2 separate regions of the Homo sapiens genome follow, and region 2 is linked to region 1. A link is a contact called in ENCODE Hi-C or POLR2A ChIA-PET data. All regions are on one chromosome and are shown on one strand. The core of a region is the stretch at or near the end of the contact, and the rest is flanking DNA. Distances in the headings are between cores, read along the strand shown. Region 1 holds the start of GSDMB (gasdermin B). Region 2 overlaps IKZF3 (IKAROS family zinc finger 3).

Evidence for each region. Hi-C counts contacts between places; a loop is a spot of excess contacts on that map. ChIA-PET counts read pairs that join two places held with the same protein, here RNA polymerase II (POLR2A). Pooled maps may share reads with other maps.
Region 2: a loop to region 1 is called in a map of B cell, with 2.3 times the contacts of the local background. The contact joins the enhancer-like site here to the promoter of GSDMB in region 1. A Hi-C loop is called at or near these places in 16 of 168 maps with a recorded cell type or tissue (B cell, CD4-positive, alpha-beta T cell, CD4-positive, alpha-beta memory T cell and 10 more), 31 of 37 single-sample maps with no recorded cell type and 25 of 50 pooled maps. POLR2A ChIA-PET finds 5 or more read pairs at or near these places in 18 of 52 experiments (A549, B cell, CD4-positive, alpha-beta T cell and 14 more).

The regions. Positions count from the first base shown.
Region 1 is chr17:39,915,203-39,921,401 of GRCh38, forward strand. It overlaps GSDMB (gasdermin B), which reads right to left and starts at 3,433. Exons shown (of 11, transcript NM_001165958.2): 1 at 3,332-3,433; 2 at 1,880-2,128. The coding sequence starts at 2,114. It overlaps ORMDL3 (ORMDL sphingolipid biosynthesis regulator 3), which reads right to left. Exons shown (of 4, transcript NM_139280.4): 4 at 5,841-6,199. RefSeq lists an enhancer at 992-1,481, promoters at 2,033-2,662, 2,213-2,621, 3,345-3,707 and a cis regulatory region at 3,686-3,699.
Region 2 is chr17:39,755,630-39,761,828 of GRCh38, forward strand. It overlaps IKZF3 (IKAROS family zinc finger 3), which reads right to left. Exons shown (of 8, transcript NM_012481.5): 8 at 2,089-6,199. Among named protein-coding and RNA genes, the nearest start is that of GRB7, 21 kb to the left of the region's middle. RefSeq lists enhancers at 342-651, 2,531-2,610. Within about 2 kb of position 2,587, at least 7 of the 41 ENCODE cell types and tissues checked have a DNase peak (open chromatin) inside an H3K27ac peak, as active enhancers do; they include B cell, CD4-positive, alpha-beta T cell, CD8-positive, alpha-beta T cell and 2 more, where a contact is called at or near this core.

The DNA.
Region 1 (6,199 bases), core at 2,183-4,682:
CTCAAGTGATCCACCCGCCTCAGTCTCCCAAAGTGCTGGGATTACAGGCGCGAGCCACTGTGCCCAGCCCTATGCACACTTTAACTGCACCATCAGCATTATACAGTTACAAAATAACCCATTTAAATAGGGAGCAGACCAAGCTAAAAATCAATTCAAATTACCAATTCCCATCATTGTAAGGATTTTCTTTTTAAGTTTGGTTTCACCTCTGCCTCCGAATTTTGTATGCACACAGATGAGCTTTTCCTTAAAGGAAGTTGACTGACTTAGTCAATTTTTTTTTCCCAGACTTAAACTTTGCCCTGTCCCTGGGGAGTAATATTATTGTGGCAAAACATCCTAGTTCTGGGTTAAAGTATTTTTCCATTTTCAGTGAATTGATCATTTGGCAAACTGATTTTTTTTTTTTTTTTTGAGAGCTGACTTTTAGCAAATTGGCTCTTAGCAATTTACTTTTCAGAGAATTGACTCAGTCTTTGAAAGATGCGAATCTGAAATTTCTCCAAAAGCCCCTTGCTTGCTTAACGAAACTCTGCTTGTGGAAAGGTCCACCACCTCCAAGTAATCTGGGTACTGCTCTTGGTCACTTAAAGCAGTTCCTGGCACACTGTAATACTCTAAAGCTGCTCAGGGCTGTTAGAGCTCTTTTCCGTCTCTTGGCATGAGACCTCATAAAAAGAAATGGACTGTATCAGAGAGGTCTGAGCTATGAGCGCCTTGCTATTGTTCATATTATGAAATATTTTTTCACATTATGAAATATAATGAACTCCTCACCATATTCCACTTTGGGCTCCAAGTGAGAGTTCAACACTTAACCCTGGGGCTTCTGAAACCCAAGTACCCCAGGAATAACTGAGATCAGAGGCAGGGGGTTGGAATAATTGACTCTTCCATAAATTCCCTCAATACCTTAGGGATTTCTGCTCATCAGAAACTTCCCCTTCAGTCTTGATAGCCAAGGAACATGAAAGGATAATAAGAATCACCACCGACCTGGGAGATAACTTTTATTGGGTGCTCCTTTTGTGGCAGGCACTGTGATAAATGATTCACGTAATTTGTTCTCATTTGATTTTTTTTTTTTTTTTTTTTGAGACAGAGGCTTGCTTTGTCTCCCAGGCTGGAGTGCAGTGGCGTGATCTCAGCTCACGGCAACCTGCACCTCCCGGGTTCAAGCAATTCTCTTGCCTCAGCCTCCTGAGTAGCCAGGACTACAGGCGCATGCCACCACGCCTGGCTAATTTTTTGTATTTTTTTTTTTTAAGCAGAGACGGGGTTTCACTGTGTTAGCCAGGATGGTCTCGATCTCCTGACCTCGTGATCCGCCCACCTCGGCCTCCCAAAGTGCTGGGATTACAGGAGTGAGCCACCGCACCCATCCCTCACTTGATTCTTACAACAGTCCTCTAGAGTTGACACAGGAGGAAACTGAAACTTAGAGCAATAAAACAACTTGTCCAAAGGTTACGCAGCTGATAAGAGGCAGAGCCAGGCTTTGAAACCAGGTGCTTCCAGCCCTAAAGCCTGCATCCTTTCTTAACCAGTAAGCAAACTGCCCTCATTTACTTATTCATTTAAATGATAAACACATGAGAAGAGCTCGCTAAATTAAAAGCAGATTATTTTACAAGGGAAAAAATGGAAAAGGAAGACCATTTAGGAACGGTTTCCAGTGGAAATAAATCTCCACTTCTCCCACTCTCCTCCCACCATGCAGCTCTTCCGTGCATTTCTTAAATTAAGGTGTGTGGATGTGTACAAATCCCACAGTTTCGTTGTTGATTGGTTGATAACAATGGGGAATTGAGAAGGAGATGGAGTACAAACGGTCAAGGCCTCCTGGCTGGCCACCTGTCATCTACCTTATACTGACCTTGGAGCCCAGAATCCAGTTCATCTAACCACTTGTCCCCATCTGTGTCCAGAATGTCCATCAGGGTGAGGCCTGTTGTGTAGTGCCGGCATCCAAAGAAAGTTCTCTTCTCCCCCACCAGATGGAAGCAGCGGAATCTATCAGCATCAACAAGGCTTCTAACGGCAATCATATCCCCTCCAGCATCCATCTCCTTAACTACAATTCTTGTGATTTCCTCAAATACGCTGAACATTGCGCCTGGACCAACTCAGAAACAGAAGCCAATTTCAGTTTTTGGGAGGAGGGTATTGGTTCAAGTATTTAAATCTTCCACATTTGGCAGCCTGAGGTGTCAGGCCTCTGAACCCAAGCTAAGCCATCATATTCCCTGTGACCTGCATGTATACATCCAGATGGCCTGAAGCAACTGAAGATCCACAAAAGAAATGAAAATAGCCTTAACTGATGACATTCCACCATTGTGATTTGTTCCTGCCCCACCCTGATACAATATAGTCTCCCCGCCGCCGCCCTTAAGAAGGTACTTTGTAATATTCTCCCCTGCCCTTAAGAAGGTACTTTGTAATATTTCTCCACCCTTGAGAATGTACTTTGTAAGCCTATCCCAAACATATAAGAACTAATGATAATGCCACCACCCTTTGCTGACCCCTTTTTTGGACTCAGCTTGCCTGCACCCAGCCTTGTTGCTCATATAAAGCCCGTTTCGTGGACTCTCTTCACATGGACGCACGTGACATGAGGTCAAGGAAGAGCCAAAGGTTCCAGGACAATCAGTACCTGGAATGATTTGCCTGCCTTACTTCTAGAACGTGAGGCAGCCATGACTCAGTAAAGAGGGCTAAACATCACAGATCCCAGATTCTCCTCTGCCCCTCATGGTACCCATCTGGAGGAAAAAAGTAGCAGCTATTGCCCCAAATAGAGAAAGTGAGACCCATTTTCTACATCTCCCACAGCAGAGTTGCCCCCTTGTTCCAAGGGGCCCAAGGGATGGAAAGGCAGGCCCACCATGCCCCAGCCAGACTAGCCCCAACGTTGATGAACAGAGGAACCAGGGAGGAATGACGGGCACGGTTGCCAGACTTCACATTACTAACCTCAACTGGTCGTTTCTTCCCTTGGCTCTGATTCTTGGGCTCCCTGCCTTGCTGTATTCTGCAAGGCAATTGGATGGGTGCCTCCCTACCAACAATTTCCCAATGAGGTGGTGGTAAATTGGCCTCAGAAGAAACAAAAGCTTCCTGGGATCCACTTCCCCATCCTACCTTTGGCCACCTTCCCCTATATCCCTTCTGCCCAGCACAGGCACTTATCCACTCACTGCTTCCTCCTCTGTCTCTGGCCCCATCATGGTGGTTGACTCTCAGTTCACTACCAACCTGGGAATTCTAGGTGTCTGGAAAGACAGTACCCGGGAACCACAGGCCCATCTCAAGTGGTACCCACCTCCTCTCTGACCTCAGCTGTTCACCAGAAATGGAAGTTGTGAGAATCCCCACAGATCTCTGCACAGTTCCTGGCCTCTGAATCTCAGGAAGCTAAAATAATGAAACTGAAAGTTGTCCAGGTGTGGAACTTCCTGGACGGGTGGGTAGGGCTGGGTGCCCCACCTCCCAAGCCTTTAGATAAGCCACCTTATAACTGAGCTGGAGGCAGATTAAGGCCAGAACCCCCCTTTTTTTTTTTTTTTTGAGACGGAGTCTTGCTCTATCGCCGAGGCTGGAGTGCAATGGCGCAATCTCGGCTCACTGCAAGCTCCGCCTCCCAAGTTCACGCCATTCTCCTGCCTCAGCCTCCCGAGTAGCTGGGACTACAGGTGCCTGCCACCACGCCCAGCTAATTTTTTTGTGTGTGTTTTTTAGTAGAGACGGGGTTTCACCGTGTTAGCCAGGATGGTCTCAATCTCCTGACCTTGTGACCCACCCACCTCGGCCTCTCAAAGTGCTGGGATTACAGGTGTGAGCCACCATGCCCGGCCAGAACCCCTTCTTCTTCTTGTACCTAAGGAGTGGGTAGGAGATCCTGGTATGTATTCTAGGTGAGTGTGGGCCAGACAATGGTGCACACCGTGGCGCCCTGGGCCATGCAATCCAGTGTGTTTGGAATAGAGAAATGGAATATGAGTAGGTATCAAGTGCCAGCAGGCAATGGCTGTGTCTGTGCCAGGGACATGAGGACCATAACCCAGCAGAACCAGCTGCCCAAATGCCATGCGACGGTCAACACTGAAGACCCAGGACAACAGCAGCTAACACCTGGAGGCAACAGGGTGGGCCTGTAAGGAGCACTCAGCCTCCCTCCCCATCTCGTGCTCCCGTGTACACTCTCAAGGAGATGCTGGTCTTCCTTATCTGGATGCCATCTGGCTTCTCCACCTACCTCCTTCTCCAGGGAGAGGCCTCTGACCTCACCCATGTCCTCTCTCAGAGATAACCACCCCGGTGAGCCCAGCCTGTCTTCCAGCCTCTGCATGCCTCAGTTCTGAAAGAACATTTGAAGGGATGACAGGCCAGGCGTGGTGGTTCATGCCTGTAATCCCAACACTTTCAGAGGCCGAAGCAGGCAGATCACTTGAGGCCAGGAGTTCAAGACCAGCCTGGCCAACATGGCGAAACCCCGTCTCTACCAAAAAAAAAAAAAAAAAAAAAATTAGCCAGATGTTTTGGCACACACCTGTAATCCCAGCTACTCAGGAGGCTGAGGCATGAGAATTGCTTGAACCTGGGAGGCGGAGGTTGCAGTGAGCCAAGATGGTGCCACTGCACTCCAGCCTGGGCAACAGAGCAAGACTCAGTCTCAAAAAAATAAATAAATAAATAAATAAATAGACGACAGTGGTGGTAGTAACAATTACAATTATAATAATATGGCTACCATATATTGAGTATTTACTATATGCCAGGCACTGTGCTAATGCTCACAACAGCCCTAAGAGGCATTATCTTTACACAACAGTGGAATAAACTGAAGCTCAGAGAAGTTGACACAGCAACATGGCTAATAAGTGGCAAAGCTGGGATTTGAACCCAGATCGTTGTTGATGTTCTCCAGCACCTCACCCTGACTATACTCTTGCAGGCTGGTGAAAGCAACCAGGGCACCCCTACTCCCAGGAGTGAAAGCAGTGGCTATATTTCTCTTTCCAATACTGTGTGGGCTCTACTCGGACAGGGGTGGTGGCTGGACTTGGGCAAATATCCCACACTCCCTGACACTCACTCCAAGGGTGCTGTGATGGTGGACCGGGGCTAGAGACCCCAGGCTGCTGGGGACAGCTCCTCCCTTCTACCTGGGACTTTGTGCCTCTCCTGGGAATAGCAGCTGATACTCCCCAGAACACGCTGGAAGGTCAGTGCCCTCGTGAGATAAGGATTCCTTGCTATAGGACTCCTCTCTCTCCTAGCCATGTTGGCCTCAGAAAGTCCCCAGAACCTCTTCCCCTGCCACTCAGGCTTATGGTGGGAGGAGGAAGTATGAAAAGTCCCCTCCACTGAAAGGCCAGAAGGAAACGCAGCGCTCCCAAGGGAGAGGTGACTGGGGAAAGGCCTTGGGGAGAGAAGTGAGAAACTGGAGAAGGGCTGGGGATTCACTGGGAAGGACTGAGCACCACTTGGGACCCTGGCTCCACGTGTAAACCATTGCTGGAGTGTCCCCCTCCTTGGCCATGGCACAGGTCACCCCAGCCTCTGGGGCCAAGGCGCAAGACCTGTCGGAGAACAGCCAGGCAAAAGCACAGAGAATTTTGCTCTCTGACTACCGCTGCCGCCGCCAGTTCCCTCACAGCCCCCTTGGGGGATTTCCCTGCTGAAGCCAGCAGAAAGCCCAGCAGTCCCAGCGCCCCTCCTGCCACCGTCAGAGCTGCACTGATGCCCCACCAGCACCTCAGCGGGAGCCGCTGCCCACACCCCTGCCCCCTCCCCTCAGCCTTCCAGGAAGCGAAGGCCAGACACAGGGAAACAGAAACATGTTGCCCTTTTATTTGCGTTTCTCAGAATACTGTACAAAGGGAGTAAAAATCCTATTCACACTTTGCTTAGAAAGATTTTAAGGTGAAAGTTCCCTATGATACACGGGGTGGGAGATGCAGGGTCAGGAGGGAGAAAACAGGCCCAGTGACCTCTCCCGTTCCCTTGGACCCCTGGAAGAGGACACAGGGACCCACACCTTTTCAAAATTAACACTGCCCCTAGTCCAACTGGGGAGGGGAGAAGGCTCCAGCCCAGGCTCAGGCTCCCGGCCTCACTTTCTTCTCTGCAGGCTGAGACAGTGCCTACAGGCCACGTCTTGCCCCTTCCTCTGTGCTGCTTGAGCAGG
Region 2 (6,199 bases), core at 1,337-3,836, 160 kb before region 1:
CAGACAGACATGCAAGGAGAGAGACAGGCACACATGGAGACAGACACGCACACGCAAAGAGACACACAGCTCCCCAGGAGTCTAGCGGGGCAGCTGAGGTCTGTGAGTGAGACATTCTCAGTGAGACACTGAGAATGCAATTCCAGTGGGGGTGGGATGGGGATTGGGCGGTGGAAGGACAAGCCCGGGGGAGGAGGTGGCATCGCCCCCCTAGTTCCCATCCACCACCACCCCCAGTGCTGTGGTTTATTTGCCTAGGCAGCTCTTCTGGGCCAGGGGGCCAGGGTACTGGGGTGGAGAGGCGAGGTGATGGGAAAGGCTGTTCTGGGGCTTCCTGCCCCCTCACTCCTGGGGAAGGGGGGTAGCTGCCATCACCCGCAGGCCTTTCCACTGCAGCCCTTTCCTTGGGTATGTGTGTTATTCTGGGGGAAGATCTGTTATTTGCGGAGAAGGGAGGCAGCTGCCTACTTCACAGGTCAAGACAGAGTTAAAAACAAAACCACAGCAAATTCAACACCCCGTGTCCTTCAGGGACTTTCCATGACACCTTCCTTCCCCCCTCTCCCCTAAGCCAGGGAGCACCTCCCCAGAGGGCCTCCCCACCCCAGGTGCAGTGGCTTTTGGCTTTTATGCAAACAACTGTCTGATCCCGGAATGCTCCACAGCCCGAACTGTGGCCTGGGCCGAATGTGCCCCTCCACCATCCCTTGGGCCAGTGTTTCTGGTCTTCCTGGAGTTGTGACCTCCACTCTTCCTCAGACCCTGGATTCTGAGGGACAGGAGATGAGGGCAGGAAGCTAGGTCCTTTCCCCCTGCCTGCCCTCGGGTGGCAGTTGCCTGCAGGTGGAGGGTTTGGGCACAGCAACCTAAGTGAATGGTCCGGGGTTTTGAGTGATGGGGGAGGGGAAGAAGGAGGGTGCAGGTGTGGGGTGGCCTCCACTGCCAGGCCCACCACCCTCTAGGGCATTGAATTAGCTCCCAAGATCAGGAAGGAAAACTCTTCTCAGGCTGGGAGTCCATTCAACCCCAACGCCAGTGTGGACCTCCGGTCCTGCTCACTGGCAAAGGGGGTCAGGATCTCCCTGTCTCCCTCTCTTCTGCCTGAGCTGCTTCTGCTTTGGGGAGGGATTTGGGGATGGGGAAGGCCATATAATCTTCTCTCCAGGGCTGAAAACCAGCTACTGAGGGGCCGTTTTTGAATGTATTCAGTGCTAAAATGCAAAGGCAGGGTGCCATGCCATTCCTTTCTCCTCCTCAGCTTGAGCAAGACTGGGAAACCTGTAGGAGACCCTCAGCCAGTTTGAACATTTTGGAGTGCTGATGGGAGGGAGATGATGCTGATCATGGAGCCAGAGGACGCTGGTGCCAGCCTAGCCCCACATTTGTTAGTCTTAAAACTTCAGACAATCTTTCTCATGCCTCTTCCACAGAAGACGGAAAATGGAGGGTGCTTTAGATGAGGCTGAGCAGAAGGCCAGACTCTCTCTCTACTTTCTCTAACGTTTTCTAAGAGAGAACACAATGATGATGGAAAGAAAGCAGCCTCATCCCTATGCCATTCTCCTAGGACTTTTCCCCCTAACACCTTCGGTTTGGGTCTCCAGGTATCTAAAAACTGTATTTAAATATGGTCGAGTTTAAGGACTGCAACTCAAGTTTCCCAATGTGGATGTCTGTGAGCCCCCACACATGAAAAAGTCAGAACTTGACTGTATTTTAAGAAGAATCTCTGTTGAGGGAGGAAGGCAGAGCAGTGACTTGGAATAGGGGTGCACCATGCTGAATGTGCTGATCATGCTAAGTCCAGGTCCTCAACCTCCTCCAGTTTCCTTAGTGAACTAAGGACCAGTGGAACCAGGAACCCTATCTTGTGGGTTACAGGGGCCAGCAGCAGGATCACAGTGGTAGGCTCAGCAAGGCGTCAGGTGAGAACCTTTATTTCAGTGATAATTCATTTTTCTTGATAACTGGACTTTAAGAAATAGAGGGGCAAAATTAAGAAAGTATTCCTTGGGGCGGGATGAAACCCTTCTACATCCTGACACCAGCAGACACAAATCATAAGTGATAAGGATGCACAAGGACTAATTTCAAACATACCAGGATTTTTTTATTTTTCAGTGTAAAAATCAAACATGATAAACCTAGAAAACTATCAGCAGGGCTATTTCTTACAGGGTTCCAGCAAGGGTTAGCATTGTTACATTTCAGAAGCTGACTTTCTTTAAACCATCTTTACAGAGGAGTAAACTTCACAGTTCCACACATGGCTGGGCTCCAGGTAGAACTCCATAGGAGTGACGAGGGAAAGTCACCACTGGGCAGGGAGGGCATTTCTGAGAAATGCAGATGAGAGGAGAGGCTGTGAGCACAGGCTGTGTCAAAACCCAGGGCAAGGGCTCCCTCCCGCCTTCCCTCCCAGTGGGAAGGCCACCCTGAGCCCCAAACCACATTCTGTTCCTTCCTCGTCATTCTGCAGACAATGGTCATCCACAGACCACACGTGTGGTGGCTTTGGCAACCAGAAATTTAAAATAAGCTATGGTTTTTCCAGTAGCCAAAATGATCCTGCACCAAAGCTCATAGACTGAGAACCTGAGCATGCAAAACCACAGTCTGGGTGAAGGGATGTCTGCTTTGTAAATGACCTGCTAATTCTTTGCAACCCACAGTAATTTGGTTTCTGTGAACCCACAGAAGCAGGCCCACCAAAAAGGGCCTTGTCTGCTAGCCTGGAGTATACATGAGTCACTGGCGGTGGGATCAGTCATTTTTTAGGCTGCCCCATTTTCCTAACATGTTAAAATGTGTGTTCTCAGTCTTTTCAAGAGAGGAAGAAGCAAAGCGGCACTTACAGAGTGTGAGATAGACACAGATCTGTGGCGAGGGATTGGGGAAGGTGGGTGGCATCTTGGGACTCTCTCCAGGCTTTCTGGAGTGGGGTCAGTGGAGAGATGAACAGTGAGAAACATTTGAAATAACTCAAGTTTTGGAGCAGCGGGGGGTGGGGTACTAATGGCTGAGGACTCACAGACAGTGAGGGAGCAAAGCGCTTTGACTTCCCTGGGTGCGACACCATGAAGTGTCTATAGCACGTGGTTAGCTCACGCTGGTTCCAAGGGTCAGCAGATCCTCTGCCCTTGTGCATTAAAACAACATGAAGGAAACTGTTAGAGATCAGTTACCTCCATAATTCATTTGTAAAGGAATTGCTATTATGATCTAGTATGATCTTGGGATATTTTTCATGTCTTTAAATTTAGGACACGGTACATTTTCCACTGAAAATTTACAATCATCCAACATAATGCACACCACCCCTCAAAGGTAACATTAGCTCATATACAAAATCATGGAAAACCTCACAACATCCTTGGAAGGTAGATATTGTTATATCCTTACAAAAATTTAATACACCCATTAACATTCCTATTTCAAATAGCTCAATCGATATCAACACATAAGACAGCCCACAATTGTGATACAGTATTAAGAAGAAACTCAGGCCAGCCGCGGTGCCTCACGCCTGTAACCCCAACACTTTGGGAGGCTGAGGTGGGCAGATTACTTGAGCCCAGGAGTTCAGGACCAGCCTGGGCAACATGGTGAGACCCTGTCTCTACAAAAAGTACAAAAATTAGCTGGGTGTGGTGACCCACGCCTGTAGTCTCAGCTAGTTGGGAGGCTAAGACGGGAGGATGGCTCGTTGCTTGAGCCCAGGAGGTTGAGGCGGCAAGTAAGCCTTGATTGTGCCACTGCACTCAGCCTGGGGAAACAGAGCGAGACTTTGTCTCAAAAAGAAAAAAAAAAAGAGGAAACTTGTATCCAATTTATTCAAACTGCAAAACCCTGTGTATCTTCATAACAATGGTGGGGCAAAGACTATCTACAGCTGGGGCAAGGGAGAGGCACAGTCTTGTGTTACTTTACAAGCTCTCAGAAGTTTAAAGCCCACAATTGTCCTTCAGGCTCTTCTGAGTCCATGGTCCTAAAGGGTCAGGAGTCCTGAACCCTGGCTTATTCTCAGAACCATTCAGTCGTGCTGCCTTGGAGAACAGAGTCCTTTTCCTGAGGTGGCCCAGGTCCAGCTGCTGGTTTCAGATCAAAATTGACCTCCTTCATCGGCACTTATATCTCAAATCATTCTCCTTGTCTGAACTCTGGATATAGAGGTTTTTTGAACTATACTTTCTGTGTGAACACAAAAATAGCTTCCCATTCTCTAAAAGATGAGGTATCACTATATATCGGGTTTTTTTCTTCTGTTCCTGGTGCTAACTTTTAGGACAAAGTTTCACCACTCCCTTTTCTCTTCTTGAGCTCACAAGTCCCGATGCTGACTCTTTGAGTCCTCAGATAGCCAGGCTCTTTCACATCTTGAGTGTCCCAGAGTTTCCAAATCTCTGCTAGAGTCCAACATACCTCTTCTCAGTGGGGTACTCTTTAAAGTGAGGACTTAAACATTTCCATTGTGGTCTTATCACCTGGGATTATATGTAACAGTACTATTTTTTTCCTTAAAACATTCTTTTTTTTTTTTTTTTTGAGATGGAGTCTCACTCTGTTGTCCAGGCTGGATTGCAATGGCGCGATCTCGGCTCACTGCAACCTCCACCTCCCAGGTTCAAGCAATTCTCCTGCGTCAGCCTCCCGAGTAGCTGGGATTACAGGTGTGCACCACCACACCCAGCTAATTTTTGTATTTTTTTTTTCGAGATGGAGTCTCACTCTGTCACCCAGGCTGGAGTGCAATGGCACGATCTCGGCTCACCACAACCTCCTCCTCCTGGGTTCAAGCGATTCTCCTGCCTCAGCCTCCTAAGTAGCTGGGATTACAGGCATGTGCCACCACGCCTGGCTAATTTTGTATTTTTAGTAGAGACAGGGTTTCTCCATGTTGGTCAGGCTGGTCTCGAACTCCCAAACTCAGGTGATCCGCCCGCCTTGGCCTCCCAAAGTGCTGGGATTACAGGCGTGAGCCACCGCACCTGACCCTCCTTAAAACATTCTAAACCTCACATTCAGTAGGGCTTGGGGAGGTGGGGGTGGTACAGGAAATAGGAGAATAATAGTGATACAGATGCTACCTGGAAAAACTTTGTTCTGTCTGTTCCTCACGAAACAAAGCCGAAAAGAAAAACTTTATGTGGATGTGAGATTTGATAGTAACACAGTGTTTCACCTGAGCAAAATTTTGTGTTTTTAAACATTTCTGTTTGCCAAAGAAATCTGAGGTTGTGGCTGGGCGCAGTGGCTCTTGCCTGTAGTTCCAGCACTTTGGGAGGCTGAGGTGGGCAGATTGCTTGAGCCCAGGATTTTGAGACTAGCCTGGGCAGTATGGCGAAACGCCATCTCTGCAGAAAAATACAAAAAAAATTAGCTGTGCATGGTGGTGTGCCTATAGTCCCAGCTACTTGGGAGGCTGAGGTAGGAGGATTGTTTGAGCCTAGGAGATCAAAATCTGAGGTCATTTTATATCTGGCCGATTTTGAGTATGGGCCTAACAAAATGTTAAGCACTGCATTTAAAAGGTGAGAAATTTTGTCACTGACAAAGTCAGAAGCTGTGTCAGGAACAGCTCACAGTGGGTCATAAAGCATAAGATTAGCTGGCTTATCTGTGCCAAGGCGAATGTCTTTTTGGGAGAATAACTTGAGGAAACTAAAGACTGATGAGTTCATTTTCTCTCTTTTTTTTTTCTGGTGGTAGTGGTGGGGGCTCACGGGAGAGACACTTCTATTTAGTTTTCTTTCCGTAGGAAGTACCGATGCAACACTTCAGGTAGTGACAGAAAACATTTGGAGAGCTGGGCATTGTTTGTGCATGCCTGTAATCCCAGCTACTTGGGAGGCTGAGGCAGGATTGCTTGAGCACAGGAGTTTGAGTCTGGCCTAGGCAACATAGTGAGACCCTGGTCCTCTAAAATATACATACATATATATACATATACAAAAAAAATAAAAATAAATTAAAAAATTAAAAAACACCTGGAGCACTGGTTCTGTTTCTTTTCCACCCTCAGCCCAGTTCTGTCACCTTGGCTGCAAGGAAACTTTGCCTGGGTTTTTTTGTTTGTTTGTTTGTTTTTGTTTTAGACAGAGTTTCGCTCTTGTTGCCGAGGCTGGAGTGCAGTGGTGCCATCTCGGCTCACCGCAACCTCCGCCTCCCGGGTTCAAGCGATTCTCCTGCCTCAGCCTCC